Regions from separate parts of the Homo sapiens genome. Here region 1 is linked to region 2. The links are chromatin loops, found by intact Hi-C in ENCODE. Cell type or tissue: heart right ventricle. All regions are shown on one strand. Links, peaks and the distances in the headings refer to the core of each region. The heading gives the core; the rest is flanking DNA.

Region 1 (2,924 bases), core at 176-2,675, 80 kb before region 2:
CTAGAATCCAAATCCACCTGCTTTTTCTCATTAAAGTATGCTGCAATTTGAGAGTAAAACATTCAGCGCCTAGTAAGTTTGTTGAATAAATGAATGAATGAATAAGAAAAAGAAAGACACTGGAACAGAAACGGAAGAGCAAAGTTCAAAAGAAAAGAGAATTTTTAGGCACTGCCAAGATCTGCACAAAAGTCACAGAGAAAGACACATGAGAAAAGGTCACTTGATTTGGCAAGAAGTAGGTCATCGGCAGAATTTAGAGACACTTCTGTAATGTGGTGGTAACAGAATCCAAATAGAAGGGATTTAAGATAAGAATGAGTGGATGGGAAGTGCATGCGGCAAATGGCAACTATGTATTTGAAAGGACTGGCTGTGAACTGAGGAGAGAGAGAGAGTTCAATTTCTAGAAGGGAAAGCAAGTTCTACAAGCATATGTGAGTTTGTGTGTGTGTGTGTATGTGTGTGTGTGTTTCAGAAGCAGAAACTTGAACATACTTAGAGATAAAAGAGAAACAAACACTGGTGTATAAAACAGTAATAATTCTGACGATGCGAGATTTGGGGTAGTTCACTTCCAAGGCTATGATGGTTGATTAGTGGAGAGAACCAGTGCTCTAATGTTTTATTCTTTAGTAGATGGAGTCACTTTGTAACCCCAGTGTTTAAAATAGTTCTGGCATATGGTAGGCATGTGGCAATATTTGTTGGATAATGCAGCATAACGCTTGGCATATAGCAGGAATGCAATGTATATTAGTTTTTTCTCTCACTCTTGGCTCAATCATCCATTCTTCATTCTTATCACCTGATTCCCTGATCTGCAGTGGTAGGGCAAGAAGGGATGGTGGTTTTGAGACCTTTAGCTCCGTTATTTTATATTAGTCCTCTTGAAACTGAAATGGTGTACATGCTCCAAAAACAAAGCTTCATTGCCTCTCAAAATAAACATGAACATTTTAAGTTAAAAATGCATCATCAATATTTCATTTTACTTGAAACATTTTATTCCTTGAGTCCAAAAGAATATATACTCCTGGTTTTCCTCCTCTACTTTTTCTCAGTGTATTCATTCAATAAGTATTTATTAAGCAACTGTCATATACCAGGTATATGACAGCTCTAGGTGTTGAGAGGTAAGTACAGTTTTGGGCCGGGCACGGTGGCTCACGCCTGTAATCCAAGCACTTTGGGAGGCTGAGGGGGGCGGATCACCTGAGATCGGGAGTTTAAGACCAGCCTGACTAACATAGAGAAACCCTGCCTCTGCTAAAAGTACAAAATTAGCCGGGCGTGGTGGCACATGCCTGTAATCCCAGGCAGGAGAATCGCTTAAACCCAGGAAGCGGATGTTGCGGTGAGCCAAGATCGTGCCATTGCACTCCAGCCTGGGCAACAAGAGCGAAACGCGAAACTCCATCTCAAAAAAAAAAAAAAGTAAGTACAATTTTAAAACTTTCCATTCCAATGGAGCTTATCTTCTAGTGGGAGAAACAGGCACTGGACAAGAAAAACTAGTGAAGTGTACTGTATGTTAGAGAATAAGAAGTATTATACTAAGAAAAAATAGTAGAGAAGCCAGGCAGCATTGTTTGGGGAGAAATTGTGATTTAGATAGGATGACCAAGGAAGGCCTCACTTAGAAGGTGGCATGTAAGTAAAGACCTGAAGGAAATGCAGAAGCAAGCCATGAGGATTTATTAAGGGAAGAATATCTCAGGCAGAATGAGCAGTTACAAAGGCCTTGAGGTGGGGATATAGTTAGGTATATTTGAAGGAAGTGAAGAGGCTAGTGTAACTAGAGCCATGTAAGGGAGAGAGAAGTTAGGAGGTAGCACAGGCCCATCAGCCATAGTACTTTGCTTTTGCTCTACCTGAGATAGGAAGCTGTGAGAGAGTTTTGCACAGAGAAAAGACAATACAACTTCCTGTCCTAACAGGACCACTGTGTTTGCTTTGTGGAGAATGGATCACAGTAAGACAAGGAGAGAAGCAAGGAGACCATTTAGAAAGCTATGTGATAATCTAGGAAAGATAGAGGGTGGCTTGGTTCTACGTGCACTGATGCATGTGTAGGTGGTGAGATGTGGTCAGATTCTGGAAGGCAGAACCAATAGGATTTGCTGATGGATTGGATATTAGGATGTGAGAGGGAGAATGACTGCAAGTTTGGGGACCTGAGCAATGGGAAGGACAGAGTTGCTATTCTCTGAGATTTGGAAGACTCTAAAAAGATTGAGTTTTGAAGAGAATGTCAGAAATTCAAATTTGAACATTAATTTTGAGATGTCTAAATGGGACATCATTGAGAAATGAATAAATGGAAAAACAATATAAGAGAACATAGTCTGCTTGCTATATGAGTACTGCTTCAAGACTTGTTTCCAAGTGGAGACATAAAGTAACCAACTGGATTTTAGAACTTGAATTTTAGAGAAGTCTGGGATACAAATATAAATTTGAGAGTGTTCAGCACTTGTATTTAAAGCCTTGAGATGGTTCCTATTCTGCAATTCAAGCTCTTAATGTTGAAATACTGCAGGGCTCAGTCTTTGAACCTTTTCTCTTTTCTGCCTACACTCTGTTATCTCTTGTTCTTTCCTCTTTTTCTATATTCCTTATCAAATCTGGTCAGCAAATCTGGAATATATTTGCAACTGAAATGCTCTCATGAAGTTTACTGTTATCACCCTGATCCATCTCTCTTGCCTAGATTATTGCAATAACCTAATAACTGATGACCTACTTCCATGCATATCTTACTTCAGTCTCTTCTCACAAGGTAGCCAGAACCTTTTAAAATTTTAAATCAGACAGTTCAACTCCTCTGCTCAAAATGCTCCAGTGGTTTCCTATTTTAGGCAGAGTAAATGCCAGTTCTCATCATGACCTAAAAATGCCAGTCCTTATATTGGCCTAAAAAT
Region 2 (2,924 bases), core at 207-2,706:
TTCAATATATGCAAACCAATATGCACCCCAAGTCATGTTCAACAAGACAGACAGGACTAGTCAATATTTATGAACAAACCAATTTTTCTAAACAGGTGGAAGATTTTTAAGGTTCAAATAAATGATTTGCATTCAGGTCAGTGGAAGTTTAAGAGTTTCAAACGGCTTTGATTTCACAATTGAGAAAAGTCTTAGAAAATTATGCATAAACCCTAAAGAGAACCTGAAATACATTTGCAAGATTAAATAAATCAGACCTAAGAAGAAAACGATAAAAGAGATTGGAATTAGTTAGGGTTGAAGAAGAGCAAGCTGAAAGTTGATTTACCGTTTATCATGAGACTGCAAGTACGTGTTAGGAAATGGCAGCCTCTACTAACTAATCTCCTAGAGTCCCTCCCAGCTCTAATGAGCCCTCAGTGAAAATTTTCTTGACAGTAGAAACAGTTCAACACTGGAAAAAATTTCTGCATAGAGATATAGAATCCCTTTACCTAAAGGTCTTTAAATATAAAACAAACGCTCCCTTGAGGTGGTTTAGATACAATCAAGCTTGAAGTTAGAGGATAAAAACACTTTGAAGGTCATTTTGTTCTAGTCTCAATAAAATAGTCTTTTCCTCATTCCCTAACACTTGCCTTCTTAAAGAGGATTTTAAGTTTACCTCCACTAACTGGAGTTTTTGGAAATTCTGTTTTAGGACTCTCTTATCTAGAAAATGGAAGAGAGTTTCTATTTCTTTCAGCAGAAGTACACAGTATCATTCTGTCTGCCAAGAAGGGCACATAATCAGGACTAATAAACCATATTTTTGAATAGAAAAGTGGCCAAGTAATCACATGTTGTTTAAATAGTTTCATGGGCTGGGCACAGTGGCTTACGCCTGTAATCCCAGCACTTTGGGAAGTCGAGTGGGTGGATCATCTGAGGTAAGGAGTTCATGATCAGCCTGGCCAACATGGTGAAACCCTGTCTCTGCTAAAAATACAAAATTAGTCGGGCATGGTGGCTCATGCCTGTAATCTCAGCTGCTTGGGAAGCTAAAGCAAGAGAATCGCTGGAACCCGGGAGGCAGAGGTTGCAGTGAGCTGAGATTGTGCCATTGCACTCTAGCCTGGGCAACAAGAGTGAAACTTCATCTAAAAAAAAAATAAATAAACAAAATAAATAGTTTCATGAATGCAATGGACATACTCTGACATCAAAATAAGAGATAGGGTCTTGTATGTAGCATATCATCTTGGTTCTGTTACTCACCAGTCATCTTAGATTAACTTTTAGATTAAATTTTCTCTTCCAAAACAACAGACTTTTAAACAAAAAGTTTTACTTTCTGCTTCTAGGAAATCTGTTTGTGAGAAAGCGTAAGGCTTGTAAATGACAATGGAGGCCAGCATCTTATATTGGAAGGAATGGAAACTTGGATGTCACATTGACCTGAAAGTTCTGCCTTTGTCTTTTGTTATCCACGCAATTCAACTTCTCCCAGTCTTATTTTCCTTAATTGTAAGATGGGAGTATTGCTGGCTACAGTTTCAAGATTATGGGCAGAGTAAAGATTGTGTTTATAAATGGAATGCCATGTAGCTCAACAAATGGTGATTATTTTTGTTATTGTGGGAAGAGACTGTGTGGCCCTAAAGGTGTCAGAGACCTGGCAGGACCTTTTGTTCAAGAGGCAACTGCATAGGCAGGCTGCTGACCCAGGACAAAAATAGGAGGGAGACTTGCCTTTGAAGTGGCATTAGCAGTGCACGCCTCCGAGGCTGCTGTGCCAACCCCGGCTGCCCTCCTGTCATCAGAATGCAGGCAGCTGGGTTGGCCAGAAACATTGCCACTGACCTCATCTTCCTGCTAGGTCTAAGTGGGCCAAAATATACACTTCTTGATTTTTTTTAAACCTTCTGTTATAAAAGAATAAAAGTAATGATACACAGTTTAAGGTCGAGAAGACCAACATGAAGGAGGAATGTGTGCATATACTTTTGTTGTCTCTTTCATCTTTGAAGCAATGATAATAATAACTAAAATGTACAAAACTTTTACTATGTACTAGCTACAGTTCTAAACACTGTATTTGTTACCTCAATTAATCCTCTCAACAACCTTATGGCCTCCATTTTGCAAATAAGGAAAGTGAGGCATGTAAATTAGGTAATTTACCCTAATATTACCCTAAATTGGTAATTTTCCCTATACAAGCACATACTGGCTTGTATAGGGAAGTTGGAGAAGTAAAGCTATAGGTAATAAAATTTTATTTAAATAATGTATGTTAAGGCATTAACTCTGTTAACAGAAAAAACTACTATACCAGCAATTTTTACCCTCTTACCTTTCTTTATTCTCAAAAAAGAAGTATGTCACTCTACAAGTTAGAGCCTGTGACAATACTTGTATTAATATAGACTGTGTTCTATTTAAGTAGTTGGGATTGCTGTTTTAATTTTTTATAATTCTTGAGGAACAGCCTTATTTAAGTTTATTTTCATAAAAGTCTAGTTTAATTGGTTCAAACATAAAAAATAAATGTTAAACACATTTCAAAATATTTTCTGAAGTTCTCTCTTTCCTCAAAAGATTTAAATAGTAAACGTCATTCATTTAGATTCCCACGGTAGAAAAAGTGAATAGTATATATAAAAAGTTCAGACTTCGTCAGTTTCTATGGAGAAACAAGTAATTTTCATAATAAACAAAGAATGTTGATCTTGTTTAAAATAAACAATCTTTTGACCTTGTGGGAGTTTTTTGGGTTTTTGTTTTTTTGAGACAGGGTCTTGCTCTATCACCCCGGCTAGAGAGCAGTGGTGTTATCATAGCTCATTGCAGCCTTAACCTCCCGGGCTCAAGACATCCTCTCACCTCAGGCTCTCAAGTTGCTTCCAGTGAGCCACTGCATCCAGCATGTGGGAAGTTTTTGT

The links. Peaks named below come from ENCODE experiments on the same cell type or tissue, not always from the same donor. Only the 100,000 strongest peaks of a DNase experiment are listed, where the experiment ranks them.
Region 1: it touches region 2 in a loop (5-fold over the local background); 27 of 110 quality-filtered maps call a loop at or near these places.

What each region holds. Positions count from the first base shown.
Region 1 is chr4:119,125,711-119,128,634 of GRCh38, reverse strand. The region is part of intron 2 of LOC102723967 (a long non-coding RNA gene); the gene reads right to left. It overlaps LOC105377395 (a long non-coding RNA gene), which reads left to right and starts at 33. Exons shown (of 5, transcript XR_007058251.1): 1 at 33-437. In heart right ventricle, for the core only: no CTCF peak of the experiment used is centred there; no DNase peak of the experiment used is centred there; H3K4me3 peaks cover 1,145 bases; H3K27ac peaks cover 2,500 bases.
Region 2 is chr4:119,045,296-119,048,219 of GRCh38, reverse strand. All of the region lies in intron 4 of SYNPO2 (synaptopodin 2), which reads right to left. Among named protein-coding and RNA genes, the nearest start is that of SYNPO2-AS1, 62 kb to the right of the region's middle. In heart right ventricle, for the core only: no CTCF peak of the experiment used is centred there; a DNase peak (open chromatin) is centred at 1,759; H3K27ac peaks cover 2,500 bases.